Linked DNA regions of Mus musculus: all the other regions are linked to region 5. The links are chromatin loops, found by intact Hi-C in ENCODE. Cell type or tissue: heart. All regions are shown on one strand. Each heading gives the region's core, and the rest is flanking DNA. Links, peaks and the distances in the headings are about the cores only. Region 1 has its middle 45 kb from the start of Gm13218. Region 2 has its middle 35 kb from the start of Gm13218. Region 3 overlaps Taf3 (TATA-box binding protein associated factor 3). Region 4 has its middle 190 kb from the start of Gm30957. Region 5 holds the start of Gata3 (GATA binding protein 3). Region 6 has its middle 270 kb from the start of Gm30957. Region 7 has its middle 41 kb from the start of Gm13218.

Region 1 (4,523 bases), core at 174-4,173, 330 kb before region 5:
TCTCCTCTCCTCAGGGTCACAGTGCTATCTACTGACACATTCCAAGTCCTTATAAAAACTGTCAGGGTCAGCAAGCACACCGGCTACCCAAGAGAAACATCTATTAACCATCATGAGGTGGATTTTACAGCTCCTAATAACATCTCCCTTTAAGTTTACCTAGAGCCCTGCTATATATATATGTCTGCCTTGCTTACAAGTTTGGGGTATGACTCCAGAAAAGTCATAGAAACAAAGAATACGGTCTCCTACTAACAGTTTTAGAACTTTTAACTATCAAATTCTTTATGTATATATATATTTTATATATTTATCTATATATTTGATATTTAAATTTCAATATATCATATATGAATAGTATGAATATATTAATATATTTTATAATATATTATATGATTTATTTTCATTTATCTATTCACATATAAATGTTTTACTTTGTTTATATTCATATAATACATTATATATGTATATATTTATATTATAATTATATATACTAAAATATATTTATATATTAGTTTTCTTTATATAACTATATTTATATAATTTATGCATAACATATTATACAATATGTTATAAAATATTTCATATTTTATATAATATATTATAAGATATAGATATATATGTATATATGCTGGATAAATGAGCCAAGTCAAGTCAGTATTCAAGAGCACTGGCTGCCTTCCCAGAGAACCAGGGTTCAATTCCCGTCACCCACATGGAAGCTCACAACTGTTTGTAACTCTAGTTCCAGAGAATCTGACCCCTTCTTCTGGCTTCTGTGGGTTCCAGGTACGTAAGTGGTGCACAAACACACATGAAGCAAAACACCTATGTGCATAAACAATTTTAAAAATTAAAAATGATCATGACAGATAAGTCTAAGGTTGGATTTCTAGGAAGAGCTTAGATATTTAACCTATAAAGCTTTCCTAAAAAATACCTTGAAAATCAAATGAGAATATCTCACCTTTTCTCAGGACACAAGCTAACATAAAGTAAACAGAAAGAAATCATGATCTGTCTTTTAAGTACCTTGCAGTTATGTTTGTGTGGTCAAAGTCAATGTCCTGGGAATGTGATAGTGATCATTCTTAACTCTGGTCCAACGGTTTCCTCTGGATTAGTTTCTTCAGCTTGCTTTCACCTAACAAACAAAACAAAACAAAACAAAACAAAACAAAACAAAACAAAACAAAACAAAAAACAAAAGGTACTGTCTAAAATCCTATCCTGGGCTTCCACCATTGTAAAGTTCACATTGTCAGAACTGATTGCAGGTTTGTTACAACCACGTCTCGCTGAGCTCCCTGAAAAACATTTTCTTGATTTTCTTTTGAGTTATCTCTGAATTCTATATATTTGTCCTTATGACATTACCACGACCACATCGTGTGCTTGCTCGCTCTCTCTCTCCCCCCTCCTCGCCATGTGAAAGTCAGGCATGGCTCTGGGTGCCTGGAAGCCCAGAGCTGAGGGAAGACGACACAGTAGCCTCTGCCCAAGAGTTAGCCAGTTGATCAAACAATGATCCTCAGGTCAATAAGAAAAGGAATCTGAAAGAAAGGAAGGAAGAAAGGAAAATAAGGAGGGAGGGAGGGAAGAAGGAAGGGGGGAAGGGTCATAATGTCCTCTTGTAGCCTTCCCTTGTGTGTTCATTGATACTCAAACTTCACCCTCTATACACACCCAAGTGCAGATATCACACAGATAAAAAAATAAGTGAAAAAATAAAAGATTCTATTCCTTCTCATGTAGGGTTGTGTCGTCTTCCTTGCATGGTCTGAGAGAGTGAAACAGGTCTGTGTTGTGAAATCTTTTGAGGGTGTCACTCCAAAACCAAATGTCCTTTGTCTACTTTGGCATTTGTCCCTCCATCCCCTAGTCTTAATTCTTATTCCTGTTGTTTAGAAGTTAAAAAGATCCAAACTGATTCTCTGAGTCCAAGAGTTTAAAAACATGGCTGGGACACATTTTCTAAATAAAGACCTTGCAACCCTGAATTCTGAGTGACTAGCTACAGGCCTCGATTTTCCAAAAGCAAAGAACAATATTTTATGCTGGAGTTGCTGTAATATAAATAACCAGGTCTGGAGAAACCTTTCTGCCAATGTCTCACAGCCCAGAGGACAGGCTAGGTCCTCAAAGAGACCCAAAAGAGAATCAGGGGAAAGTCGGAGGCTTCCTGTCTTTGTAATGAGTTTACTAATTAAATCTTAATTGTAAACCAAGCTGAGCAAAATTCAAATGAACGTCGGGTGCCAGAAGCCAGGTTATTATGATGGAATTGTTTATAAGGACAGGAAAATGACTTTCTAAACATCACATTCCTGTGCAGGAGCCAAGACTCTGAGGAAGTCTCCCCACCCCCACCCCCACACCCCCACACCCCCACCCCCATGAGGAGAAGCTCAGAATGGAATGGTTAAGTGACCAGGACTTGGGATAACGGAGCAACATCCAGATGTCCAAGTCCCCTGGATTCAACCACTGCCAGAGGCTGCAATATTCTCCTGATGGACTGCAAAAGCCCTGGACCTTGGGCAATGCAATGTGCTTTTGCCCTTTAGCACAAGTAAGTGGTCCAGCATTTCAGCAGTGATGTGATGTGGTGGTGATGGAAATGGAAATTCCATTTCCTTCTTAAATCCCTGACTGCTCTACTGGAAAGGAGCTGCGCACGTTGACAGAAGCCCAGAAGCTTCAGACAAACGGAGCCACGTAATGGAAAACTCAAGAAGCTGCTTGTGCTTCCTCTTAGCATGGCCACTGAGGTGGGGTGGAGACCAGAGAAGCATTCAAAGCAAAACTCACACAGTTACGTACGTGGACCAAGATAATCTATTACCAGGTTAGGAGAGGAAGGCCCAAATGCACTTGTTCCACTTTGGTGGTGGTTGGTTGCTATTGATGGTGGTGGTGGTGGTGGTGGTGGTGGTGGTGGTGGTGGTGGTAGTGGTGTGGTGGGTGGGTACTTATTTCTTTAAGTGAATCTTGTTAGGTATGGTAGCAAATACCTATAATCCCAGGACTCAGGGGGCTAAGGTGGGAGAATACAAGAATGTAAGGTCTGGGCTGCCTAGCAAGTCTCTGTCTCAATAAATAAGTAAATTGCCTTGAAACCGGTTTTCGTGGTGTGAGCATGTGTGTGTGTGTGTGTGTGTGTGTATGTGTGTGTGTGTGTGTGTGTGTGTGTGTGTGTGTGTGTGTGTGTGCAGGCACATGTACATGTGTGCATACTTGCAGGAGCCAGAGGAGAATCTGGCAGATGTTTAAACTGCTGTATAGCTTATTTTTGAGGCAGAATCTCTCATTGGCTTTGAGCAAGACTTAGTATCAACAAGAGCCACATCAGGCACTGGCAAGATGGCTCAGCCAGGAAAAGCACTCGCTGTTCTTGCAGAGGTTCTGAGTTTGGGTTCAGCATCTATGTCAGATGGCTGTCAATTGCCTGTAACTAGAGTTCCAGGGAGTTTGACCATCCCCTCTGGCCTCTTCAGGCACCTGCAGGCACACACAAGCACACATGTATGCACACACACACACACACACACACACACACACGTAAAAAACTAAACTAAATTTTAAAAAATCCACACCAGCCATTAGCAATACACGACCCCATTATTTAAAGGCTAGAACGGGGCTTAAGAAATAATGTTACAAATTAATATTAATATCAATCGTTATTGATTGTCAACTTGACTGATCTTTATGAGACACACCCCTAGATACCTATGAGATTGTCTCCATAAAATCGTAACTGAGGAGGAATTGTGGCACCGTTCTATGAGCTAGGTTCTTGGGTTGCATAAAAAGAGGTAGCCAGCTGAACTCATCTCTCACCAGCCAGCCAGCCAGCCTAATGGAGCTAGTTACAAGGACTGTCTCCAAGTACAAAATGGATGCTATTTAAGGAGCTACAACTACAACTGCACGGCCTCCTCACTGTGGATGTCATGTGAGAGCTGTCTACCCCTGACATTACACATTCCTGCCATGAAGACTGTGCCCTCAAACTCTAAGCCAATACAAGCTTTTCTTTCCTATTTGTTTGTCTGTATTGTTTTGTTTTGTTTTTTGAGACAGGGTTTCTCTGTGTATCCCTGGCTGTCCTGCAACTCACTCTGTAGACCAGGCCAGCCTCGAACTCAGAAATCTACCTGCCTCTGCCTCCCAAGTGCTAGGATAAAAGGCATGCACCGCCGCCACCACCACCACCCAGCAAGCCTTTCTTTCCTTAAGTGGCTTCTGTCAGATGTTACATCACAGCAACAAGAAAAGTATATAATATGCCATCATTTGACTTTTAATTCAAGAACAGGAAGCAAGAACTAACTCTCTCTCTCTCTCTCTCTCTCTCTCTCTCTCTCTCTCTCTGGAAAACTGTCATAAGACAAGCGCCATCCATCTCTGACTCTTTGATCCACTTTCTGAATTATCCCTATAGAGAACCTGTAAGTTACTAAGTAAATTCAAATCATTTTTATGGATCTCTGCTTGAATCCCTAGTTGGTCTTTCATTT
Region 2 (4,523 bases), core at 132-4,131, 250 kb before region 5:
GCATTTCCTTGGCAGTCTGACTGACAGGTACTTTGATGAGTAATTCCCCTCCTAAATGACAGCAGTGGAGCTGCAGAGAGGAGGCCCCTTCCTTCATCAGAAAAAAATGACTCTGATCTCAAAATCCTTCTGAGGCAGAAGTCTCAAAGTCTTTGCAATTTGGACAGCAGAGGAAGAGGTTAATATAGTCTTTTGTTCTGTTTCCATTTATACCGAACCCCTAGACCACTGATGATCCAGTTTTTACTGAAACTACAATTTCCCCCCCTCCATGGGGATAAGACCATATGTCTCTGTATCCTGCACATCAACTCATTAACACTTCCTCCTCATCCACTTTATCTGTAAGCATCACCAGACGCCCCTTTCTAAGAGGACATTGTTTATTGCTCCCATAGCTGTTCCAGGGGAATGGCTTGTGTGTGTGTGTGTGTGTGTGTGTGTGTGTGTGTGTGTGTGTGCGTGTGTTCAATAGTATCACCATAGCCATACATCCAAAGTAGAGTCCATGGGTAGATTCTATGAGGCAGCTAGACATAAGGTAATCCGATGGCCAGACTTTCAGGACAACCACCATAGGCAGCATGCGGCATCTTATCTCAGACATTTGAACTGTGTAATTACATATTCAAGCATATACCAAGCTTCTCTGGATATGTTTGCTACCAGGTCTCCATATCACCTCTGTATCACATCCTCACCTACCCAGAACTCCCACATGTCTTGCCATTTTTCTACCTGTGAACCTTTGAAGAAAACTGATTTGGACAAGAAAGCTTGAGAGGATAAGCACGCTGACAATCGAACTGCTGAAGCCTTGAGTTCCAGAGTGTGTGGGTATGTGTGCATCCATGAGGATGTAAACTCCCCAAGACACTTGTAGTAACCAGAGACTCAAAGAGAAAAAACGCTGGAGTGCCAGTCTATTCTAAAAACATAAGTACTCCACTTGCCCAAGAAGTCCACAAACCACCACTATTAATCACTCAAGACATCCTCGTTTTTGACACCATCACTAAGGACACCCTTATCTTTTGCACACCTGTCTTTTCTTTATTGAGTTTATTCTAACATGTCCCCTGTCTTCAAGGTGCTTACAGCTTGCTAAAGGAGAAAATTATTGATGAAATCCTTACACAGATATGTGTAACACCACCAATGTGTATGATTCATGCACAACAATGACAAGACATAGCAGAGAGGAGTATTGCTATGGAAACCTAGATAGAATGTTTCAGCTAAGGAAGGTAGACCTTCCTGGTTCCCTGGGGATTTGGTGGCCATCTGGGAAATGAGTAAGAGTTCAATGAGGAAGAAAAAGGGGTGATTTCAGGCTTAGAGGAGACCACATCAAAGATCCCAGTCTGGGGCATGGTGTGAGACAAAAAATAGAGGAAAAAGGGACCATGATAGGAAATTAATCTGGAGAGGTAAACCCAGGTTCCCTGGGGTGGGAGAGACAGGAAACTAGAGAAAGTTGTAAAACCCAGAACAAACAGCAGACTGTGTCCCAGCCCTACAACAGGTGTAATCTCGCTTATGCCAGCCACATCAACTCTTCCACCTTTTCCGCTGTTCCGGGCAGGATTTACCTTTGTGTGGGTAATCAACACGTAGTTGCTCCTTCACGCTTCTCTAGTCCTCTGTCTTGTCTTCCTGCTCTGAAACGTCTATTTTTCTATCTTTCAATGAAGTTACAGCATAATTTTGATTAAATTAGAACTTGCTTTTGAGTCTTTACTTAAGCAAATGTTTTTCAAGGTCCAGACACGTGATTTACTGTCGTTTTGTTCCCCTTTTTACTTTATTTCCCTTAACATTTTGTTTTTCTAGGGCTAACAATGTCTGACCTTTCAATGGAATCATCATTGTTTGGGCTTTAGGCAGGCTCAGAGAATCCCCAAATTGTCTCATAATCTTCCAGTTAGTCTGACAATTTGCAGCTTTCATTTTTCTGGACATTCCCTTCAAGCATCCAATCTTCCTGTTCCATCCTGATGGTTCCTCTCTCAATCACTCTCCAGCTGATAGGAGGTGTTCTCTCACTGCCAATACCGCAGATCTGTGCCACTTCTGTGGGGAATCTATCTTCTTGCTCCCTAGTCCCTCTCTCTCTCCCTCTCTCCCTCTCTCCCTCCCTCCCTCTCTCCCCTTCCCTCCCCCTTCCCCTACCTCCTCCTCCTCCCTCCTCCTCCTCTTCTTCTTCTTCTTCTTCCTCTCTCTCTCTCTCTCTCTCTCTCTCTCTCTCTCTCTCTCCCTCTCTCTCTCTCTCTCTCTGATTTCTTTGTCAGGACACCTCTTCTAATAACCCCACAGGGGAGAGCAATTTTCAGAATTTGCCTGTTTGAAAAAGAGTTTTGCTCCATTTGTACATCTTAGTTTACAGCATGGATGTCTCCTACCCATGATCTCACTTTCCCTTCACTATAGCTCCGGCATCCAATTTTACCTATCAGGGAAGTGAAGAGACTGGTTTCAGGCCCATCATTCCTTGAAGGACCTGGGGGCATGGTGTCTCTGGTGATGCTTCTCGAAACTACACAGAAAAACTAGTGGTAGCAGGAGGAATAATACACAGGGGTTGACGGAGTATCTGACTTGAATGCTTTGTCTCCTCATACCCACATGATGCATTTCCTTAGGGGTCATTGAGGATGTTATTGAGTGCCTACAAACATTTGAGATACAACAGTATTGGGGAAAATTTGTTTTGGAAAATGCTATTTCAGCTGGACATGCTTGCATGCCTGTAATTCCAACACTGGGAAACTGAGAAGTGAGACTTAGTGTGAGTTTGAGCCCAGCCTGGGCTACACAGTGAATTTCATGTAAGCACAGACGTCTATACCAACTGTCTTTCTCCCTGTACCCACTGGCCTCTCATCTCTGCAGAGCCCCCAGCTTCTTTCCACACCCTTTTCCATCTCGAATCATACAATCGCTGCTTTAGAATGCCTTGGAGGCAGGTGTCCTGAGACAAGGTATCAAAGAGACAAAATGTCAGGGTACCCCACGGATGAGCAGATGGCAGGAACCACCCTCAATACCATGGTGAAGACTTGGCAGGGAAAGGTGCAGCAACAAAACGGGAGCCAATGTCTTGCTCACTCGAATGACAGTCACAATGACAACATCTCCATTGTACACTTCAGCAGGCCTTGGTTACAGGAATTCCAACAACCGCTTCCTTTGAAAAGTGGAAAATACCTTCCCTAACTTAGACTAATTGCCCATCAGCATCCAGGGAACCAGTATTGTTAGTAGTCTAACTTCTGCACTGGAGGCAGCTGATGGGGCAGTGCCAAGTTTCCTTCCCTTGAATCCACAATCATAGAAGACTTTGAAGACCTCAGTGGTCATCCCATCCCCCTGTTCAAACCCACCTTTTGAACACAGCAAGCCAGAAACCAGAGAGAAATTTATGGCTGGCCTTGGACCACACACCTGGTTGAGGATGTCAGAGTTAGAGCTCAGCTTGGAGTTCTTAGTGTTGTTAATTGTTTGAGTGGCTCCTTCATATTCAAAAGAGAGAAAGTAAGAACTGAGCATAGCAAATAAATTAACATCTGGGTAAAAAAATAACGAATGCAATTAGTTCTTCCATCAAAGGCTCAAGGCTCTCGTTGAACAATCAGGTGAGTCAACGTTTATTCTAGGCATAGTCAGAGACTCCTTGTGATTTTCAATTTCTTAAAGCTTTGCATGGAAGTACCCAAAGGGAAATGGGGTGGACAGGAGCGAACTAAATAACAAATCTGTACTTTTGATGGTTGCCCTGTATTGCGGGCATGTCGCCAAGCCTCCTTCACACCTGCTCCCAGGAGGAAAATAACATTTAAAAAAATAATCATTCCCCATTTTAATTTTCTCTTTATTTTTGTCTATGCATGTATGTAGGTAGAATGTTTATGGGCATGCAGGTATGTATATGTATGTATATATGTATATCATAGGTATATCACATGTATGTCATATGCATGTCATATGCATGCCATATGTATGTCATATGCATGCCATATGTATGTCATATGTATATGTGTGTGCTCATTATATACATGTATATGTGAATATGTATATGTGTGTGCTCATTATGTACATGGATATATGAAGGCCAGAGGATCACTTCAGGTGTTTCTTCTCAGATGTCATTGCCTGCCCCACACTCTTTTGCTTGTTTATTTAAGAGAAAATGACTTTCATTGGCATGGAGCTTATCAAGGAACAGGCTGGAGTGACTATGGAGACTGGGAGACTTGGGACCTGCCAGTCTCTGCCTCCCCTGCATTGAGATTACAAGTGTGCCTCCACATCTAGAGTTTGAACTCATGTCCTGTTACATGCAGGGCAAGAACTTTACCAACTGAGCTAGCTCTCCCCCTCCATTTTCTCTTTCTATAGCTCTTAGAATTTCCCAAATCATTCCTTTCCGACCTCTGCTGGCCCTGCCCCCCTATGTTACTGTTATACTGAGCTAGCCCACTGCTGCAGAAGCTGTTTTGCTGTACACAGAAGTGCCAGTTTTT
Region 3 (4,523 bases), core at 336-4,335, 130 kb after region 5:
GCGAAGAACATATATTTTAAGAAATTGAAAAGCATAAACTCATACAGCCATAACAAAATACGGAATCCCAAGGCTGTAAAGTCTGCAAAGCGTTGTTGTTACATAACGCTGGAGAAGAAAGCCCACCGAGACATGTAACTTCTCTAGAGCGTGTGCTTTCCAACTGTAATGTGGCCCCTGCATGGGGGCATCTAGCAGGATTGCTACCAAGAAAGAAAATAAATTCTAGGTACATTTGCCCTAAGGTGATGGTGGTCTTACCTGCAGAAAATGGAAACAAACAGACTCGAAACTCTATGAGAAAGGTATCAGAAGGGTGTTCCTCTGAGTTAAAAACAAACCAGTGAATGAGTCTGTGTCCTTCCTGTCTTCTCTGCCTGTCACACACTCAAGCAGCAGTTCTTACAAAGGGTTCCTCACAGCTCCTCGTACGGGTAGGATAGGTTTCCTTTCCCACCAGAGTTTCTCAGCTAAGGAAACCAAAATCTGTGGCGTGGCCCCTGGGTAAGATGGATATCTATACAAAGTCAAAAATGATTATTTTAACAAGGAAACTCAAGTTATGTTTTTAATTTATAAATGCCTTCTATAATATTTGTTCTCTTGGCATTTTCTTTAAAAAGAAAACCAAGCAGCTTCTCATACTTCATCAGTTTAACACTGGAGCTCACGGCTCACGGCTGCCCAAACGCTACTTTAATCGGTTCCTGTCTCTTTAAAAAGCCTGCATAATTAATGACACTTTTAGTGCCATTCAAATAAATAAAAACCAGTATGGGTATATTCCACATGACAAGCTTATAGCTTTAAAAATCATTAAGAACTTGGCAATAATATTTTCAGCGAATTTTACTATTGCCTATCGATCCTAATGCACTTGACTTATCTGTAGAGATAAAACTTATCTTGACCTTGCTGAATACAAACAGCCCAGACTAAAACCTGTGATAGCCTCTGTGGGCGAAAAGGCAGCGATAACCATTACAAGACAATACAGGCAAGTCCCCACATTCAATACAAATGCTCCAACAAAAGGAAATTTTGCTTTATTTCCTCTTTGGTTATAAGAAATAAGAAAGCAATGGTTTTATGCCTTCAGATAAACAACATTCAGTTATTTTTTTTTCTAACCTACCTAGTATATTTTAAACAAACAGCAAAGCCTCTGTCTTAAGAAGTCCCATGAAGTACAAAGGAGCAGGGGACCAACAGGGAAGAAACTGAATGTCTTCCTTTGGGGACAGCTATAACATCAGAAAAACTCTGTGAAAAACAGCAGAATCCTTCCTTACCATAGCCTGAAATTTTCAGCTTTCACTTTAGTTAAACTCAAATATCCTGAAATGACACCTCCAGTGACTGAGGCCTGAAAGATAGTTCCAAGTGTTTCCCTTTATGTTATGATAGTGCCCTTACACAGGCTCACTCTTCTCAAATGTTAACACAGTGTTTTGTTTTGTTTTTTAAAATCAGATTGTAAAGAGCTAAATCCGAGTGGAATGGCCCAGCCTACTTCCCAAGCCTGCACAGCAGGCAGGCGGCTGGGTGCAGAGGGAGCTCACATGAACCCACTTTCACTTCTAGGCGCCTCTCTGCAGACAGAGCTACCTGTGCCACCTCTGGCCTTGTAACTAAAGTACTTCATGAAGTTAAAGAAAATTCTCAGGAAAATGCTGATTCCTTCATTCTACAAGGCTACTCATAGTGCTAAGATTTCTGATTCTCAACTAAATTTCTCTTGCAACTTTAAAGCACAAAATGAAATAATTTCAAAATATTAGTCATAAAGTTTCAGTTCCAAAACTGAGAAAAGACGTTATAGTTTGGCCTTGAAATCAATTTCTTTGATTTTAGACTACTTGGGGAGGCAAACCATAAAGCTTACGAAGTGTGGCCGGCCGGCCCGGGCGCTTGAACTCCAGGCTGGGACTCTCTAGTCTCACTGCCCTCCAGAGCCTGCAGAGGCCAGGCCATGAGTACACATTTAGTCACTCCAAATGACATTTATGAGAGTTAAGCAAGAGAGGCAGTTTCAGCCACCTTTCCACATCACTCTTTAGTGGTTTGATAACTGTATCGATGGCATATGATTTTAAGGAAGCACGAAAGGAAAAGTTATTAGCAAACTTGCTAAGGTGATCAGTAGCTTGCATCAGCAGAGCACTAGCACAGAATTAGCGGTCCTGCTACTACGCCAGGCACCCGAACACTCCTCTTGACCATGGCATATTAACTCCACTGGAACCAAGAATTTTAAACGTTCCCTACTGGATAATTAGCTCGTAGGGCCTAAATGAAACCTAAAGTAATTTTTATACATTTCCATCTCCAGCATTGCTTAGTGTAGAGAAAAAGCAACACAACTTCCTATATTTTAATAGAGGGCAGTTTAGGCACTTAGCTATAGATGGAACACAGACTTAAAAAAATGCCATCCACAAACAAACTCTGCCACAAAGAATACGGCTCAACTGCTAATTATACAGAGAACGGATTTTAATTACATAGAGAATATTGCTTTTAAAAACACTGCAAATTGCAAAGGCAGACAAGGAGTTAGGGAAGCAATACATTTCTCTTGCGTTACAACAGTGCCCTCTACTGGCAGTTATAGAACCCTGCAGACATAAAGTATGACATTTTTATAGGGGGGAAAGGCCAGGAAGAACAGAAATCTTAGCACTATGAGTAGCCTTGTAGAATGAAGGAAGCAGCATTTTCTGAGAATTTTCTTTAACTTCATGAAGTACTTTAGTTACAAGGCCAGAGGTGGCACAGGTAGCTCTGTCTGCAGAGAGGCGCCTAGAAGTGAAAGTGGGTTCTTGTGAGCTCCCTCTGCACCCAGCCGCCTGCTTGCTGTGCAGGCTTGGGAAGCAGGCTGGGCCATTCCACTCGGATTTAGCTCTTTACTCTGATTTTCTTTTAAAAAAAAAAAAAAAGGCCAGGAAATTGTGCTGCTTTTAATGTAAATGATGAAATCCAACTTGTGTCACGTTAAACCTAAACCAATGTTTAACTTGACATATGAAAAGCCTTCTGATGAAATTTGTAGTTTTAAAACAACTGAATTCAAAGAATGTTTCCAACTATATATCTAGTTAAAGACAAACCACATTTAAGTGATAAATAGATATTAGAAATACTTCAACATTTCTTGGTAAAAAATTCAGAGAGCTAAAGAAACTAAGATCTCCAATTAAATGTATGAATATTTTTCTTGGCATGCCATAAAAGTCACCACCCAACTCATTAACAACAGGTCTTCAACAACAAATTATTGAAACCAATTCAGAGCAGAGACAATATATGACTTTACTTATTATCTCTTGTAACTAGAAATATTTCTTTAACACAAAAACCTGTTCCACAAGAACACCCTTTCTAGCCACACACAGTTGGTGATGGTAACAGCTATTACTAACAAAATAACCATGGAGCTATAGCTGGAACAACAAATCTAGATGTTTGTAGGAAATCACAATACAATCCTCTCCGTGACATTTATCAAAGCTTTGAATCTTACACTATCAGATAGGGAGGGCATTAAGAAATACTGCTTATGGCTGGGCAGTGGTGGCACAGCACTCAAGAGGCAGAGCCACGATGATAGCTGAGTTCCAGACCACCCTGGTCTACAAGGATACACAGAGAAACCCTGCCATGAAAAAAACCAAACCAAAACAAAACACCAACCAACCAACCAAAACTAAAAACACACCAACCAACAACCAAAAATACAAACCAGTGTTTCTGAACTAGCATATTAAACAACTGATCTTAAATAATTACGACTTCACTATTAGCTGACTAGACTATAGAAGACTTCCTGTTATTTATTTATTTATTTATTTATTTATTTATTTATTATTTACCTATAATAAGTAGGTTAATTCTATCAGAGGGACCTACAAACTTCTGCTGCAGAAACTTTATCTTCAAATCAGCTCAAGATGAAACTGACTTTAAGAAGGGAAAACCTTGAAAACATTCTGAAGAACAAAGTGGCCACAGCAGGAAACTATCAGGCTGAGTTTAAAGACTAAGGGCAAGGCCTGCTGAGACATTCAAGGCTGTGAAAACTGGGAGACTGAAGCAGACAGACAGAAGGATGTCAAGTTCAGCAGCTCACAGCCTAGTGAGGGCTGCAAACGTTCAAGAGTTAGGTTAAGAGTTACCACCCAACTTTCCAACCGTAGGTCTTCATATCTTATTAATGGTGGTGTTTTCAATTTTATAAAGGGAACCAAGAGAAAAAGGAAACTTACATCTAATCTCTTATTTTGTAATGAGCTACTAAAAGCATCCTTCATTAGGCTGGAATGCACATGTAAAGACATTATATTCTACATTGTCAGTGGTAGGAAAACCAGAAGAAACAAAGAATGAATTCTGAAAGTATCAGAGAATTATAATAGAGATAAAATAGAATATTCCCATATCCCGAGGATCAGAAATTAATTTTTTACAAGGATATACTTTCCTGAAAATGACCAGAACTTAAAAGAAGTGAGTGATGAGATTTT
Region 4 (4,523 bases), core at 379-4,378, 1.1 Mb before region 5:
GGAATTGAATTCAGGACTTCTGGAAGAACAATCAGTGGTCCAGTGGCTCTTAACCACTGAGCCATCTGTCCAGCCTGTTTTATATATTCTTTACGTAAAATCTTGCAATTAGTATGTTCTTAACATGTAGTTACAAATTGGAAAATCTAATCTGTATTCAAATGTACTGTGTGGCTAATGGTTTAGTCAGTGAGGGAGGGTGGAAAGAAGGGGTTTCAGAGTGAAGTGAAGGACATTAGATGGCAATGGAGGTGCCCAAAAGAAAAGAGAATAATAAAATAAATGATAATAGAGTTCTAAACTGAGTCCTATGTGTAAACTGTCAAGATGTCAGACATTGAAGAAATTTTCAGTGGCATAAGTTTAAAATGGCTTATTTCAATACTTGAAATTCAGGTTAGAATTATTTAAAAATCTCTGCTCAATAGTCAATACTAAGTTTAAGAAAGTAGTTCGTGGTGCACACAACTGAGATCTGCTTTATTCTCTGACTCTTTAAATCCTTCTTTCCTTGCTTCGGATAAGCTGTCACTCCTGTATCTCTCTACCAGTGGCAAAAATGTCACAGAATTGATTTGTGACACATGATCACAATCTGTAATAAGAACACTTTATAAATTCAAAGGCCAGGCCAAAAGTAAGTGAAGAGGAGAACTGTAAACCACATACTTGTATTTTTTTACACGATTAACAGTAAAAGGGTCAGCACATTAAGTTGGCTACATATATTGCTGTATACAGAAAACCCAGTTTTCAGCCTCAAGGCGTAAAGCACACATGGTAACTACACCACATCCAAGGAGGAGATAAGTGGAGGCTGTACCACATTCGTATGGATACTTAACAATGTGCCAATTCATTATCTTAATTTGGATGGATTTCTTTCTGGATGAAAGTGTTTGCCTGTAAGTCACGCAAATCTAGGAGAAAAATGGGAAGGCAAAGAAAAGATGTTTTCCTTTTAAAGAAAAAATTTTCTAAGTGTTTTAACTAATGAATATGCAAGAAGATATTCCATTCACTTCTAAATTTGATTTGATTCTGCTATATGCTTTTAAAATAAAGGTGTCATTGTGTGTTAAACAGTTAATGTACACATTCTTTATGCATACCTTTTTATATTATTTTGCTCTACTTTGCATGTTGTTGGCAGATCCTGGGTTGTTGAAAATGGCTTAGACCACTGAGTCCAAAGTAAATGAATATATATTCCAATGAAAGCCTACTGACTGATGAGCAAGACATACAGCAAACAAATCTCAGTTACTTACTTTTCATTTTAGCTGTTGATTGCGTTCAATGTCTTGTGTATATATATATATATATATATATATATATATATATATATATATATCCCACATCAAAAATATAAATGCATTTTTCACTCTCTTGAGTAACAACCCCACTCATATCAAGCATATTAACTCCAGTCTTTTATAGACTATCTGTGATCCATTTTTCTCTGTACTGCCTTGCTCTGTGAGAGGACAGCAGACAATCCTGCTGTTTGCAGACTCGAGACCTAACTATGTCTACAGAGTTTTAAGATGAAGGAGCAAGAGTTAGTTATACAGAATGGGAGGCCAAGGTTGGAGAACTCTGAATATGTCCTATCTCTTCAGGTTAAGATTCTTTTAAAGTCTAGTAGAAAGGCAGAGGGATAGGCAGCTGGCAGCTGCACAATGTAGCCCTTTGAATGATCTGTGTGTTACAGGAGAAAATAAACACCATTGTAATAGAAGCTGCTTTAAAAAGGAAGACAATTTGAATTGCTAGTGAATTCAAAACTTAAATGAGACTAACATCAGCTCTTACACAGAAGGTAGTAGAAATATTCTTCTTTATGTAGAATACTAAAATGTAAGACCAGGGCTGGTAAGGTAGTTCTGTGGGTAAAGATAGCACTGCAATTACTATGCAAGTCTGGGAACCTGAGTTTCATTCATCAAATCAGTATAAATTAAGGAGGAGAAGACTAAATTCACAAAGATATTCTGTGAACTTCCCATATAAGCCACGATATGAACCAATCCACAAATGTGAGCCCCCTTCCATGAATACACTCGCAAATAATAAATAAATAAATAAATAAATAAATAAATATATTATCACAAGATTGTCACAAGATAAGTGTCTCTTATGTCTGGCTCTTTACTAGTTTGTATAACTAATCACACAGGTGGGAACTGTTGTCTCCTATAAATTGTCAGTGTGTTCAAAGCACTGGCAAAAATGAGCACTTGTATATCTGAAATTTAGTGCTGAACATTTTAGTAAGTGGAAACCCCATGATAATATGTATGTATCCGTGGTCCACTTAAGATCTTTCCACGTAGTTCTTAAATATTGATAGATATTATCTGTATAGAATGATTCATTCTTTTAAACCTAGGGAAAACTTCCCTGTAAAGGTAGAGACAAGGAGAAATCAAACAAATTAGCGATATAAGAGAGGTGGTTTGGCCATTACAGGCTAGACTCACAACCAAAATATACAAGGTACTTTCTAGTCCTTTAAAAATGCATTAACACCTTGCCAGTCTCCATATGGGTCTCTGGCAAAGCAAATGGGATTTACATGAACATGCAATAATTCATGTTGCCACTGGGTGGCAATGGCAGCTTTTCTCTCCAAACTATGCATGGTGCCCATAATGCAATTTGGTGCCCATAATGCAATTTAGTGCCAAAGCTCTTGGTCCCCAAGTTTCTCAGGATAATCAGGTGCAAACTACACTTGTGTTATGTTCATGACACAACATATGTCCTCTTTACATTTCTTGCTTTTGGACTTATTCCAAAGCTAAGACAGTTACTAATGTTCCCTTATACCCAGCCAATCATGAACTGTATGGTACCAAGTGCATGAGGAAGAAAAGGCAAAATAAAATGTAGTAGAAAATAAAGCAGGTACCAGCAGAATTGCCTTAATGCCTTCTGCTAGTGAAAGCTTGCAGAGAACCTAAGTATCCTTTAGACTGTTGTCTGTCACACAGCAGTAGTGCTATCCTTCATTCTCTTTAGCACCTCGTTGCCTAAAACATCTTCCCCTGGCCCATAGATAACTTGCAATAATATGGACACACACTTCAGAAGTGCAGTTCAGACAGTGAGCTAAGAATGCTTCCATTTCCCAGGATCCATTTGTTGTAAATGGACAAAGAGAAGAGAAAATATTTTGGAAAATTGTTAAAATATGTATGGTAATGAAGGCTTTGCAACAAATTTTGAGGGGAGATAAATGTGTAGACACTTGAATTCTAACAAATTCAAAGTTTAAAAATGATAACAAGGTTTGAGACCTTACCACAGGCTAGAATAATAACTTTTTTTCATGGAAATACAGGTTTAAGTGTATCCATCCGAATAGAAGTCATCTAAGTGTAAATAGCTTTTCTAGTTCATATGAAGGGGTGATCTTAGATTATTATTTTCATTACTACAGTAAGGTGGTTATATCAATAAAGTGAGATAATATTCTACAAATGTGAACAACAAAACAATGAAGACATATCTTTTATTTCTCTTGGGAAATGTACTCCTACTTTAACTTCCAGAAACCTTGGTCAGTTTCATGGGCTTTTCTTAGTAAATAGAACTCAAGTACAAAATTCTCATAACTAATGGGTATATATGACTAAAAACGTAACTATTGCATCTTTTTATTATCCTAGGCCTCTCTGACAGAGGAAACATACATAGATACCATTTTAGATCTATAGATAAACTAGACAGGATAAAGCCAACTTTTAAATCTTTTCCATGTTTCCTTCCTACAGTGCCTTAATTAATCATATACATTTGGGAAAAGATATTCTTCATAACCAAAGAGAATACATTCACTTCTTCCCCATGGGACTTTGTCTAAGAGCTTCAAGGCCTGGACTGAGTTGAAATTTTGCACAGTTGAAAGCAAGACTTAGGTACCTTGTGTACTGTTGTCCACTCTATTCTTGTTATGTATGAGACCTGTTAAATGCATTAGGTCAAAAAAAAAAAACATTACAGTTACAAATAGAAATTTGAAAACTAATTAGAGATATAAGAGAGCAAAAAACTATTTCAAAATCTTCAAATACTTATTATGATTTGAAAACACAAATAAATCCAGTTGTTATGATCTTGTGTCCAGACACATGTGTTCATACACAGACAACAGAGACACACTCATGGAGGAACTGGAGTGCCAGATTGACGAACGGAAGTAGAGCTGAATGTATTTTTAACTTGGAAGAAAATGGGAGGTGGCGTTGTGTGCATGTTTACTAAAATTGCATGTGAATTGGGGCTTTCCTGATATCTTTGTATTTGCAAATTAATGTACAACACTGACTAAGTGTGGCACTTCATGTAAGTCATTTAGGAAAAGGCTCGTTAAGAATGTGTGACCACAGAGAGACACGACCGGGCACACCTGTGAGGCATGGGGCTCAGGAACTACAAGCCATCCTCAACAACATAGACAGTTTGAGTCCAGCCTGGTCTACATTTAAAAGTTAAACTCAAGAATAAATGTAGACAAA
Region 5 (4,523 bases), core at 285-4,284:
AGAGAGGAATCCGAGTGTGACCACACTGCACACTGATTCCTTGGCGCTCAGAGACGGTTGCTCTTCCGATCACCTGCAAGGGAGAGAAAGAGAGACCTGAATGAGGTGTAAGAACTTTTAACACCTGAAATTCTGGAGGGCACTAGGTCTTCGCAAGCTTCCTGCAGGGCCGACTCACCCGGGACGTGCACACGCACGCGAAGACCCGGAGGGAAAGAAGCCAAGCTCCGCAGCACACCTCCGACAGCCAGGCTCGCAGGAGCCCAGGACTGACTAAGCAATTAAAACTTGGGGACAAGTCCTCCCTGGAGGACACCGGCCCCAGGATCTTTCCAACCACTACAAATCCTCCAAAAGGAGAAAGCTGAGCTTTTAGTTTACAAAAAACCAAACAAACAAACCCCCAAACACACACACACAAACAGTCCCTCCAAGAGGAGGGAGTGATATCAAACTTAAAAAAAAAAAAAAAGTCACAAGTCACAATACCAACCTGAGTAGCAAGGAGCGTAGAGGAGGAGGAGGAGGCGTGTGACCTGCCCGGTCAGATTGCGTAGCTCTCTATGTCTCGCTCTCTCAGTCTCTCTCTCTTTCTCCTCTCCCTCTCTCAGTATTTTTTTTTTACAGGGAATGCATTCTTTCTGAAACTATCAAGACGGCGCCAGGCAGCTCAGTGTTCGCAGACAGCTGTGGCGCGACGCAACTTAAGGAGGTTCTAGTGTCATCCGCGCCGAGGGGGAGGAGCCTGGCGCTGGCAGGAGGGGACACGATCCTCAGCACAAGGAAACTGCAACCCAAACCCGCTCCAGGACTTCACCTCCACCCCCATCCCATCCCCCCCACCCACCCCGGCACACCGCCGCCCCTCCTCCCGCCCCTCTACTGACCGGAAAGGGGCGCCGCCAAGGGCCGCCTAGGGCAGAGGGGCCGCGGGCAGGGTGGGCGAGGCCCGCCCGGGCTTGGGGCAGAGGGGACAGGCAGGAGGGAATTCGCTCTCTGGCCCTTTAAATGTAGCAAAGCCGATTCATTCGGGCTCAGTAGATTATTCCGTACGAGTGAAACCCGGCTGCCCCATTCATAAAGCTAATTTCCATAAGCAGACTTTTCGATACTTTTTTAAAAATGAGCAAACTTTTAAATTAGGATTCAAGCCAGAACGTTTTTCAGTTTATATCAGCTTAGGGGCTATGTGCATGTAAAACAGATTAGAAAAGTTTCATGGCGAAGTAACTGAAGATTTGCCTCCGAACCAGCTTTCCGGGAGGCTGCTGAATCGCGCGGAGGACCTGGGCTTTGATTCGGACGCCCGCGTTATTGTTATGGTCTCTGCTTGCTTTCCCAAACCTCTCCAGAACGAACAGCGTCAGCTGTTGCAGCTGTCTTTTTCGGATCTAATGATATCATCAATGTGTGCTTTTGACCTTAGTGACAACGCGATGCATAAAAAGCTGGCTTAGCGAGACCTAGGCTCACTGGTCCCCGAAGTACCGTGTACAACTAACTTGATCTTTGCTGCGATAGCCTAACTTTTCTCTTCGCCTAGCTCGGGGTGCTACTTTATTCTGCTTTCACCCGAGGAAAACGGTCCCCTCTATAATATCCAACCCTGACCTCCGGGGTGGACCCAGCCGCAACTTCCCTGGACATTTTGGGTCTCTGGGACAGGGTCTGGTGGGAGGGCCGCAAGCTGACACAGGAGAGAGGCTGGAAGACGCCCAGTAGAGAGGCTGGGCGGACGAGGGCGGGGCCATTTGTAAGGACCAATCATCGGGAGATACCACGACCGGGCCGCAGTCGCCCCGCCCCACGGGCTCCAACCTCTGCGGCCCTGTTCCGTCCTTTGAGTCACTGCATCCCCTAGTGGCGTTGAGGTTTCTGCAGCCTGGGTCCAGAAAACACTGCCCGGATGAGCAAGGTCCGAAAGAGACTTCGGGTGCACCCCAGGGCAGTGTAAGAGGTGTTCCCATTCCACCCTCCAGGGCAGAGAGCTTGGCTTTAGAGGGTTACTGGAACTGAAGGCGTCATCCCCTCTTCATTTCTTTACCCCATAATATTTCCCACTTATTCAAAACTTGGATTCCCGACAAGCCCTTTCTTAAAAGTTCCAAGTAACTTCTTCTATTCTACTGTGGAGAAAAGCCATCAATATCTACCTTGAAGCCAGTGGAGTGCGGGGAGAGGGAAGGTGCGTTCTTTTTACAATACAACCCTTGAAGAAGACAAAATTTATTTAGAAATGTGCCCTGCGGGCTTGGGTTTGGAGCTTCTCCTGACACCCCCCCCCCTTTTACATCTGATCTTTGACTGAAATCAAGGCTGAATTTCTAAATACAAATTACGAAGATACCTTTTTTTTAAAAACGAGTCTTCCCTCCCTTCTGAGTTCACCCTGCACCCCTTGGTCCCACGTTTATGAGGGCGGCCCAGTCTTAGAATATCGATTTTTTTACTTTCACTCTTTGACCAACCCATCTCTCCTGGGCCAATCAAGCTGCCAGCATCTCTTCCAGCTCACGGCGCTCTCAAAACCTTTTAATTATTTAGTTGCTGTCTAACATTCACCGGAAACCATTCCATAAACAAGCAGAGAAGACCGCACACACATTTTTGCTAAAAGGCCCGGGATTAAGATCTAGAATGAGAGTTTAAAAGGGAAAAATACTATTGCTGTATCACTCATGAGTTGTATAAGGCATCAGTCAGCCAGTCCCTAGTTCACAGCTTCGAGAAAAGTCTCGAGTAAGCATATCTCTTTGGTCCCGGGCACCGAGATGTAGATGATAATAATAATAATTTTTTTAATGCGCAAAAGAAATCCTTCTGGAGACAAGAAAGAAAGCTGCTGACGCCAAGAACTGAACATGTTAGTCTATACGGCTTAGAACGTATTTTTAAAGACTGAAAAAGAATATACTTCTGAAAAGGATGGCTTCCCTAGTAGGGGCGCCTCTCTAATAGATGTAGTAGTGGGGATGGAGAGGATTATTCGTCTTAATTCAATCACCAGAGGAGCTAGACTGGATGCAAAGACACTCCCCTCCCTTGGAAAAACAAAATATCTAATAGGCCCCTCCAGGTCTGAGGTAGTTTAGGGTTGGCAGAGAGGGGTAGGGGGCCTGAGGCTAGGCGCCCCGGGCACTGGATCCAGCCTGTAGGGGGTATTTAACATGTAATTCCCAGCCGGTCCGCCCCTGTTCCCGGACTGACAGTGGGTAATTGGGAAAGAGGACGTTGCTCTTTTGATGGCCCGCGCCGGCCAGTCTCGCCGACGCCACACTGGGTTTGACGTCACGGGCCGGCCCCAGAGTCAGAAACACAGAGCAGGGGAGGGGGAGGGAAAAAGAGAGGAGGGGGATACCGGAGAGGGAGGGCCGAGGTCGGCTCCGAGACCCACCGGGAAGAAGGGGGAAGGGATCGAGTCCGGAGAGGCTGCGGCGCGTGGCCTGAGGCGGAGAGCTGGACTCCGGGGGTCTGGGCCAGGACAGGCGCCGGTCTGACCCGCCTTGCTCGCAAATGCAGGCCGGGCTTCCTCTTCCCTTGGCGGGTGGTGGGGGAGGGGAGGGGGCTTGAGGCCGGAGGGAAAGGTGGTCCCAATCCTTCAGTTCCAGAGAGCTACAAAGCTGATCCGGGCCTCGTTAAGGGACGTCTGGGTGCCCCCTTAAAGACCTGGGGTGCCACCACCACCACAACCCCAAGGCACACCGGGTCTGGCTCGGTGTACCGCATTCCCCTTCTTCCCCTGGAGCATCTGGCGGAGCTGGGGGAAAGGCAAGAGAAAGCCATCAAGGAGAATGCTGTTGCCGCTGCTGCCTGGAGTCTTTGGCTCCTGCAGTTCATGAGGCCTCTCTCTATAGGGTAAGGGGCTGACGAACGCTACGGTTCCCTGGGGACTCAGCATCTGGAGCGGAGCAGGCAAAGGCTCAGCTAGAACCGGGATCTGGGGCTGTTGTACTTGGATAGCCGGAGTCAATTTGGCCTATCTGAAAACCCAGGCCTTGAGGCTGCTGCTGGAGGCGTCAAGTTGAGCAGGGTATGTGTGCCCTCTTGGGGAAAGGGTAAGAAATGGATCTGACTTACTCTATGCGTGGAGTAAGCTGAGACACCCCTCACCCCCCTACACACACACACACACACACACACACACACACACACACACTTGCCCATCCTCAGGTCCCTCCCACTCGCCTTCACTAGGGCGACCCCATCCCTCTAGAAGTAGACACAACCGGTCCCCTTCAGAATTTGGAAGCCCTGATTGAAAAAAAAGGTTTAGCGAGTGATTGGGCCTCATCACTTGGGGCCATGGACCCAGAAGGTAGAAATCCACCCAGAGTCAACAACCCGAACCTGACTCCGAGAGAGACCAGGCGAGCTCCGCGGGGCCGAGATGCGAAAAGATGCTACTTTGGGGGTCGCGGGGGTGGGGGGGTTGTTGAGCGCAGCCCTCCAGAGAGTGACCTGCAAAGCCAAACCCCGGGGGTCGAAGTACTATAGTTACTAATCCTGGGCAGGGGTAGAAAGCG
Region 6 (4,523 bases), core at 311-4,310, 1.2 Mb before region 5:
AGTGAAATATCAATGAAAGGAGAGATGTCTTTTGCTATGGTGACAGAGGACAATGAAAGCCAATCACGTTGCATTTCTCCGAGTATTGTAAAGTCATGCTTCCTGAGTGAAGATCCTGAGGTCAAAGAGCTCAGTGCTACAAGTCAACGGGATATCTGAGGGGCAAATGAATCAGACTGAGGGAGCAAGAATTGGTGAAGGGGATGCCTTGATCCCCGTGTTTTAGAGCGGAAGGTCCTGTGTTGGAATTAACCAGCTATAATTCTGGATTTATGATCACGTAATAGCAGCATTAAAAGTGGACAGCAGCAGTATTCAATGAACGGATATCACATTGCATTATGGCCAGGACTAAGGTAAGAACCAATAGCAGCTTAAATAGCACATAGGATTCATAAAGAATAGGTTACAGCTGAGCATAGAGATCAGGGCACCTGCATTTACCATCAGGCTGAGGCAGAAGCAGAGCCAGCTAAATGCCAGCTGTTGCCATCTTAACCCTTTCTGCTAAGCACACAAATTTAAAGCACAACGATGGTTTGTGTCCACAGATACACGAAATATCCCAAGGTGTACAAGCTGCTGCATCTGGGCCAATCACTATGGCCAGTTTAAATCTGACTGTAGGGGTTCTGCCATTGTTTTTAGTTTGTTTGTTTGCTTTGTCTATAAAGTATGTAATAGAATGGGGAAGGAGTAAACAGAAACAGCCAAGACTGACAAAGAACTATGAGGAAAATTCAACAAAGCTGTGGCCAATCAATAGGATAGCTGCAGAAAGAGTACTGTGCCTACTCTTAGTGTTGACATGAATTGAATAAAAAACCACGGCCCCCACAGTTTGAGCACTATTCGCCATCCAGTTACAACATTGGGACACTTAATAAAGGCATGGCCCTAGGAGACCTGTTCTGTAAGAAACCAAAAGCCACTTGTTAAAGGCCATCACTGTGTAAGAGAAAGACAGAGAATGCTGCAGGAGGATTGGACAGGTTTCCCAAACCTGGAGGCTACAGAAGACTTTGATGTAAGCCGTTTTCTTAGTCTGATACAGTCCCGTCTCAGACCAAAGTTATCAGAGGCAATGAGAAGTCACTGTGAAGCCAGGCAAGCTCTTAACAAACTCAGGTTCCTCTTGTGCCATGTGATTAGGTTACAATAATTTGCTAACATGACTTGCAGCTCTAAAATCCCACATTTATGAATGTAAACCACAGTCCCATTGTGAGTTAGAATTTTGCAATCTTCGGGCAAATAACGCTCACATACCGTGTCATCTTCATATGCACACAATATTCTTAGTGTTAAACAACCAACTGAAAAGTTAGTGCAGTACACCCAATCCATGCTTCTATTAAATTCATGGTCAGTTCATCCACAAGATGTCACTGTCTGCCACCATTTGTATTATAATCAGCTTGACCTTTCCTCTATGGCTTTTTCTGCACTTACGTTGATTCAAGTACATTGAGAACAAAACCATTTTTGATGATCTGATACATAAAATTGTATTCAAATTAACAGATCTCAAAGAGTGTATCCATATGTGTTTGGATAGTAGTACCTCAAAGTCTTCTCACATTATCCACTGGCGTTTAACATAAAAATAAAGGCTAGAAGCATACAATTTTATGAAAAGATCCTGTTGCAGGAGAATATGCAAGAGAATAAAAGAAGTTTTCATCATCTTGTGGGGGAATGGGAAAGGATGTTTGCTTTATCTTATAAAATGGCAAGACAGAAAGTCCCGGCCATGTTACGGTGTTTTGCCTCAGATCTTGGCATGACCTGAGGAGTCAGAGAGCAGTAGATATCCAGAGAACCACTCTGAGACTTAAAGTCCTGCAGACTTGGCCCTTTCTGCAGAGTTTTATCACCACTGGTGTCCTCATTTGTGGGAATCTTATCACCATTCAACCTCATGAGCCACACCAGTGCTAGATTGTACCATGCCTTCTGGCTCAGCAGTCCACAGATAACACCTTACCAAAGATAACCTTACCAGATTTAGTGATGTTCCTGTGCCCTACAAGGGAAAGCATGAGAATACTGAGTTCAGGGACTTGTATAATAAAATGCTTCTGTGACAATTTTATCTCTGTTGCCTGCATTTGGCATACTCTTGGAGCTACTCTTAGAAAAACCGTTCTTACATTTAATTGACTGCATAAACTCAAATCACAACTATCAGCACCATCCGATGGTTGCTAGATTCAACCTGTGATCTCTAGGGCCCCCACCACAATGAACAGACTCTAGGAATCATTTTCCGACATTAATTGGAGGACTGACAATGCAAGAATAACAATCAAATGATCAATCTCGATTTTCCAGAACTGCAGTACTCGCAGAGGCCACTGGAGGTCAGTCTTCATTCTAAAACAGGAATCAATTTTGTCACATGTCTTGTCTTACCCCTGCCTGGCTTTGGAGTTTGGATATGTAAGTCAATTTTACATTCTATTATCTTGTGTAGGACTGTTAATTCTATCTAAGACTAATTATATTTTCAATGAATATACAAATTAAAAAGAACACAGATTTTATTTTGTTCTTTGATACATCCACATACCTTCCTACTTTCTTCCTGTTGAGTTCTCTATTAGTTTACAATTTCCACATTAAAGACGTGCTAACGTAACACGGTGACCCTGAGCATCCCATGCTCCGTACCTGTGAAATTTGTGGTCCCATTGTTGATGTCAATAGCACCATAAAGCTAACCAATGTTTTCTTATTGTTTTCAGATTCTTTCTGATGTTCCCAAGACTTTAGGTTCACTGACACTGCACCCATTAATTTGCTTTGGATGGATGCTAGACATCTGGTAGACATATAGAACTAAGTATAAAAGAACTCAGGTTCAAACTCTTATTCTACCATGTATTAACTGAGTGACTCTGATAAAAACTATGTATCCAATGTTGGCCTCCGTCCTCAGTTATTGAATAAAAGTAATATTAACATGTCCCACATGGATGCTCACGAGGACAGAAACAGTGCTTTATTCATGCTAATGATGGCCAGGTTGGTAGATTCATGTTAAAGTTTTAGGAACAGCTATGTCATTGTCCCAGAAGCTAGACTTTGAAGTACATCCTAGAGCAGCTTCATTTCAGAAAAGATGGTGTTACCAACTTTGTGCGAAAGAAGAGGAAATGTAGGAGGAGCAACTGTGTGAAAATCCAGGAGTAACCAATTCCTAGGCACAACTCAGTCAACCAGATAGAGAGTGGGCACAGGGCCCTGGAGCCTGCATTGGACATGCACCATTGCTTTCTGGGCCCCGCATTGTCTTCTAACAAGTTTCTGCATTCCAGGCTTAGTGTTCACTGCTGCACCTGATGGGCAACCAGAATGTCTTGGGTCAACATGTTTCCAGGCTAACAGAAGGCAGACAGGTTTTATCTTCCGTTAGGGCAGATGTCCCTCTTTAGTGCTGTGGAAAAACTGACTGGAGACTATGCCGTATCACCCTGGTCTTTAGAGTGAGTCTACAGACAAGTAGAGAATACTTTCTGTGGAGAACAGTGACATCTCCGTCCTCATGTATACTTAAGGAAGTTGAACACCAAGTTCCCCACTGCCCTAACTCTTTTTGAAATTGGACAGAATACTTTTAACTCTGTCAGATTTGTTTTTCTCAATTCCTAGACTTGCTTCCAAAATTAGATCCAAATAAAGTTTGTTCTATCCCATTTGATAAGATGGACAGGTGCAACTTCAAAGAAACTTCCAACTTGACAAATCCAACTGGGATTTCATGACTGAATGACATTTCCAATGCCACCGTGTCTTCATGGCTTGGCATTCTCAGGACTTCTCAGCATCCTGAACCGATTTTATCTTAGGTAAACTGCTTTTGTGGCTCTTCCCATCTCTCCTTGCCTAGAGGTACCACTTACCTCATCCCACGTGCTTTGCTACTTTCACCTGAATTGTGACCAGTGTATAAACTTGAGATCTCTGATGCATGCATGTACAAGAGGCCTGTAGAGTTTACTGACTGGTTATTTGTGTGGCAGTCATTTAGGACTTTATGTAAAGAATTTCAAATGTGTCATAAATGTTCCTGCCTATCATAAACAATCATTCCAAAAGATATGCAATAAAGATTATTCAAGAAAGCATGGGCAAGCATGCTACTTTAATTATTTTACTGAGTAATAAATAATTAATTGACTATAGAATATAAATGTGACTTTAGGATATGACAGCATTATAACTCTTCTAATATACTTCAGCCAAACATTTGGTTGAGGAGGTGTATTTGAATTTGTAGAGATCTCTGGCAGGGGTACTGTTGCTTTCCTTACATGGATTCCATTATGTTAACATGTGCTTTATGGCCAAACTAGAATTAATCTATTGATTTGGACTCGTGATACCTATTTTCATTCGTCACAATTCAGTTCTTCATTTGTGGGGCTGATTCATAGAGACTAAAAAGAAACAAAATTAAAAAAAAAATTCCCTGCTGCTATAGTAGCAGGTATCAGAGAAAGAATCTTCCCATTATAATT
Region 7 (4,523 bases), core at 76-4,075, 250 kb before region 5:
AAACTCTGGGAATCAGGAGGAATGACCCTTTTCGGGGCATTATAAGGGACAAGAAACTATCTCTCGTGTGTAATCCAGTTCTGTTAACAAGAAAGGAAGAAAAAATGAAATCCGTGATATTCATCGAAAAATACCATTTGGACAATGTATACAGGGAGCCGTGTAAACTGAACACTTCAGAGCTGCAGCTCAGGCCGATGCTGGGTGGACCCAGAGCACTTAAATTGATCCTTTGACCTTCAAGCAGATGACGGGTATTATTTTGAATGGTGCTGGAGACTGGAAACAGGGCCTTGTATGTACACTCAAAGCAAGCAGTCTACCACTGACCTGTATGTATACACAGCTTCCAGTATCATTTTTTTTTAAGTTTAAATTCTAAAAATCATTTAAGTACGCTGAGTGAATAAGGACAGATTCAAAACCAGCCCATCCAGTTTTTTAAATAAAGGAAGTTTTGTTTTTTGGTTTGTTTTTTTTTTTTGTTTTTGTTTTTTTTTCCCAAAGCAAACCAGTGTCTCTGGAGGTTTGTATTTGTTTTGAATATCATAGACAAGCAGGAAAAAGGCATCTTGGATATTTGAGAATAAAGCTATGTGCTTTTTACAAGACTTCCTTAAAAATATCTATATAGTAATATCTATTGAAGCCTTTTTACTCATTTCCCAAAGCACACACATCCAATTCCAAAATCCAAGCTTCGTGGAAGCCATCTAACACAGAACAAGAAATATATTTCATACGAACGAAAAGCTTAACTATTTTTCCTAAAATCTGAAAAGTAAAAATAACTTAAATTCATTCAGGGAGTGTGAACTTTATTTCATGCACAGATAGAATTATTAATCATCATTAAAAGTATTGCTTAAAGTTGGAAAAGCCTGTTGTGGAGGCTGTGAATATAGATTAGGCCTGCCTGCCTGCCAGGTTTAAGGCCCTGGGTTCAATCTCCTATTTGAAGAATAAATAAATAATATTAAAATACACACACACACAAACACACACACAGTGATCTTGAGCACCAAGATATCAGGAATATTCAGGAAAAAAATACTTGAATCATAAAAAAAAATCGATCTCATAATGCAACTGCTTATAAAGCACTGGTATATGCTATTATGTTGATTGTTTTAATTTTCATATTTATTGCTAACATCAGACAAGTTTGGTGAAATGTGTTTCAAGAATCTAGATACAAAATCACTATAGAATTAATCTAGAATGGAAAAGAAGAAAAGACATGAAGAAGATCCCATTACAGGAAAAGCCTTTATATGAGACATTGTTCACATTTCTGCAAATGGAATTTTCTGATTAACTGCCATATATTATATTATTTGAATAACTTTAGGAAAGATTAATTCCAGAGCTCTGTCCCCAGCAATATTTTTTCCTGGCTGAAATTGGGCTTTAAAACAAAAACGTCAGCAAGGCAAACCAACCATTCAAGTTACAGGCTCCAAACTTCGAGGGCAGGCAGTTAAAAGTGATTTAAGAAAGGCAGAGGGGGAAAAAAAATCATTCTTTCACAAATGCGTATGTTAAACTTGTAAATTGATATATCAAAACCACAAGCGGAATATAGTAATTTGTCTCTTTGCCTGCTGTGGCGTCTCCACAGCTGCCTGCCAGATAATATACCGATTGTAACTTCGCTAATTTACAGAGCCTTTAAGGCTAATCTCCCGGGCCAGCCTAAAGGGCTTCTTCATCCATTGAAATGCCAGAATAATTGAAATTGTCTTCAGCAGACAGTCAGGCAATAATGAATATTTTCTCTGTTGATTGCATGCCAGGGTTACACATAGGGTTGCAAACAGAAACGATTCCAGCGCTAAGCCTCCCTGGGGAGGGACAGCCGCTAACCTTTGGCTTTAGTCACAATACCCAGGGCTTCCCCTGTTTGTGGAGTCCCAAAGCCAATGACGCCCACAAGCTTCCGCACCCCCAAAGGCAGCACATTTGCCAAATGAACAATGGTGCCGGTGGCTTCCCTGGGTCTCCAGAGGCTGATTCGAGAGTGGGAAAGGTAGTGCCTGTGGATTTTCCGATGGGGACAGCAGAAGAGCTGGACAAGAGACTACCGTGGGAGTCAGAGGAGAGGCATTGAGGAGGCATGAGCAGACACCTGCCTGTCAGCTGGGAGCAGCCTTTCCCATCACTTTGAATGGCCTTTGTCAGTGCTGGGGTAGTTTCTTGCTTCAGAATGGGCACTGCTTCACTGGAGTCTGAATGATGTGTTGAGTGAAATTAAAGCGTTCAGTAGCCCAGAGAAATCACTAACAGCTTTGAAAAGGCTAAAGACTAGTTTAACCTTCAGCTGGGGAAAGGTTAAAAGGTAAAAATCCCTAGAAGTCTCCTCACATCTTTAAGACATTCAGAGTGTCGCTGTGCTCTTGGTGGCATTTTTTGAGAAAAGAATTTGAATACAGAAAAGGACCCGCCTCCTAAGACACAGGGGGATTAAAACCACGTCAAAAGAAGCACACCAAGTTACTAAACCCAGAAAGGGGTGCAAACCTACTGTTTGTGTGAGACGGAATCTGTAGCAGCTGAGCTACTAAGCAACAGCACTAAGTGATGGAGCCCTTGCTTAGTCATCTACAGAGGCTTAACCGTATGCTCCCAAAGTTACAGACGCAAAACAGCCATGATTACTGCAAAGGCTTATTTGCCTTCCAATAACGTCCCAGTTGGCAATCCAGGTACAACTGAACTGAGCTGGGCAGTTTTGGTTCTGATTTGCTCACAAAGCCGCCCCAAGCTGTTGTAGATACCCGAGGTTCAGGAGCACCCACCCTCACAGTACCTCCACAGCACATCGATGCTGGTTGTGTGCTAGCAGGATGTGTGTAGATCACCATCCCGATATCTACAGAGAGAAGGCTGAAAGGCACCTGATGCCTTGACCCAGAGCACGCAGTCCACGATGGAAGCCACCCAGCCTTTGGCGCCTTGCTTGGGAATGGCGTGCTGGCATTTCCTATTTATCTCTTGAATGTTGAATGAGCCCTATATTATGAGAAACTGTGTGTAAGGCTACCTGAACAGTGCTCCTCTCAGGGGCTGGTGTGGTGGTCTGTAACCTCCATGATATGTGAAATAAAGACAGGAAGTTCTCTGGGAATTACTGGCCACTGGGTTAGCTCAGGGTCCAATGAGAGACCCTGTCTCAAAAGAATAAGGTGGAAAGTGATGGAATGAATGGGCCTCCCAACATCCTCCTCTGGCTTCTACATGAATGCATACACCCATACACCACACACATGCGCTCTCTCTCTCTCTCTCTCTCTCTCTCTCTCTCTCTCACACACACACACACACACACACACACACACACACACGGGGAGGGGGGGAATGGAGGGTTGAGAAAGAGATGCTCTGACCCCATTGCTAGTCTACAGCCCTTTCAAGTGGCAATATAAAGAAAAAGTTAAAGATGAAGTCTCACATGACTTGGGTCTGCATTTCTAAGAACGAGAGGCATTCTGCCCTTTTAGAAAAAAAAATCTATATTTTAGTAGTGCAGCAACAGCAATAGTAAAATCTTTCCAGAGAGCTGTGAGACCCTGGAGGAAGGCTGTGATTAACTTTGCAAGGGATGACTGATTTCTCTCGGATATGACTAGAATAATTTTTACTCTCCTGTTTGTCTATGGGAAAATGGAAACTCATCTCTGAGTCTTGGAAACAACAAAGAGCTGGAAGCAGATTTGAGGTGAGGAGTGTCTTGAAGCAAGCTGTGTCCTGATTCTGGACTGCAGAGAAAAAGCATATGACTGAGGGGCCTCTATCACTTTTTCAAGACAATGGCCAAAGGACCGTGTGGTTGGACTTAAGAGGATCTCTCAACGTGCCCATTTGTGAATTTTTACTGAGCTGGTTTATACCAGAGTGGTCTCACATCTTACATGTGACATGAAGCGGGTGGTTAAAAAGCCTTAGATGGACTTCCAGCCCAAATGCAGCATTTGCTAACTGGGTGGCCTTGGGCCTTTTCTGTGCCCCTGATTTCTTAGCACCAGCATGGGATGGAGAATATTTACCATTCTAGTTGTAGGGTTAGTGAATGGATATAGTACACTGCATAGACAAGAGCAGGTGATCCATAATTCTTAAACTCTTCTGGTATTTATTCTTCCCTACCTTAGTTTGGACCTCACTAGAGCTCTCATCAATAAAAGGCGACTAATCCCTACAGGATGCTTCCAGTCTGTGCCAATAAGAGTTCTGGGAGCTGAGTGGAGTGGTGGCCTATGCGTGCAATCCTGGCGCGTGTGAGGCTGAGGTTAAGGGCTTGCCGTTCAAGTTTTAGGATCTGACTTGATCCCAAGTGCATGAAGTTTTTAAACTCTGGGCATAGAGGCATGCACTTGTAATTCCAGCACTAATAGGGTACAGGATAAGTAGAACCCTAGGACTCTCTAGCCATCCACCCCAGCCTGCTCAGTGAGCCCCAGGCCAATAAGGGACCCTGTCTCGAAAATAAAATAAAAATGGACAAATATGACATGAATAAAAGC

The links. Peaks named below come from ENCODE experiments on the same cell type or tissue, not always from the same donor. Only the 100,000 strongest peaks of a DNase experiment are listed, where the experiment ranks them.
Region 1: it touches region 5 in a loop (3-fold over the local background); 3 of 42 quality-filtered maps call a loop at or near these places.
Region 2: it touches region 5 in a loop (3-fold over the local background); 4 of 42 quality-filtered maps call a loop at or near these places.
Region 3: a loop joins it to region 5, with 3 times the contacts of the local background. A loop is called at or near these places in 20 of 42 quality-filtered maps.
Region 4: a loop joins it to region 5, with 11 times the contacts of the local background. A loop is called at or near these places in 13 of 42 quality-filtered maps.
Region 6: it touches region 5 in a loop (7-fold over the local background); 17 of 42 quality-filtered maps call a loop at or near these places.
Region 7: a loop joins it to region 5, with 6 times the contacts of the local background. A loop is called at or near these places in 6 of 42 quality-filtered maps.

The regions. Positions count from the first base shown.
Region 1 is chr2:9,545,771-9,550,293 of GRCm38, forward strand. No RefSeq gene overlaps it. Among named protein-coding and RNA genes, the nearest start is that of Gm13218, 45 kb to the right of the region's middle. In heart, for the core only: no CTCF peak of the experiment used is centred there; DNase peaks (open chromatin) are centred at 2,211 and 2,621.
Region 2 is chr2:9,625,654-9,630,176 of GRCm38, forward strand. No RefSeq gene overlaps it. Among named protein-coding and RNA genes, the nearest start is that of Gm13218, 35 kb to the left of the region's middle. In heart, for the core only: no CTCF peak of the experiment used is centred there; no DNase peak of the experiment used is centred there.
Region 3 is chr2:10,007,883-10,012,405 of GRCm38, forward strand. The region is part of intron 2 of Taf3 (TATA-box binding protein associated factor 3); the gene reads right to left. Among named protein-coding and RNA genes, the nearest start is that of Taf3, 38 kb to the right of the region's middle. In heart, for the core only: a CTCF peak has its summit at 2,599 (motif pointing left); no DNase peak of the experiment used is centred there.
Region 4 is chr2:8,751,724-8,756,246 of GRCm38, forward strand. No RefSeq gene overlaps it. Among named protein-coding and RNA genes, the nearest start is that of Gm30957, 190 kb to the right of the region's middle. In heart, for the core only: a CTCF peak has its summit at 2,607 (motif pointing right); no DNase peak of the experiment used is centred there.
Region 5 is chr2:9,877,912-9,882,434 of GRCm38, forward strand. Gata3 (GATA binding protein 3) reads right to left here and starts at 689. Exons shown (of 6, transcript NM_008091.3): 1 at 494-689; 2 at 1-73. 4930412O13Rik (RIKEN cDNA 4930412O13 gene) reads left to right here and starts at 3,335. Exons shown (of 5, transcript NR_024257.1): 1 at 3,335-3,768; 2 at 3,855-4,030. In heart, for the core only: a CTCF peak has its summit at 1,854; DNase peaks (open chromatin) are centred at 740, 1,770 and 3,270; H3K4me3 peaks cover 4,000 bases; H3K27ac peaks cover 3,055 bases; H3K27me3 peaks cover 1,105 bases.
Region 6 is chr2:8,674,387-8,678,909 of GRCm38, forward strand. No RefSeq gene overlaps it. Among named protein-coding and RNA genes, the nearest start is that of Gm30957, 270 kb to the right of the region's middle. In heart, for the core only: CTCF peaks have their summits at 1,373 (motif pointing right) and 2,352 (motif pointing right); no DNase peak of the experiment used is centred there; H3K27me3 peaks cover 272 bases.
Region 7 is chr2:9,631,239-9,635,761 of GRCm38, forward strand. No RefSeq gene overlaps it. Among named protein-coding and RNA genes, the nearest start is that of Gm13218, 41 kb to the left of the region's middle. In heart, for the core only: no CTCF peak of the experiment used is centred there; a DNase peak (open chromatin) is centred at 1,943.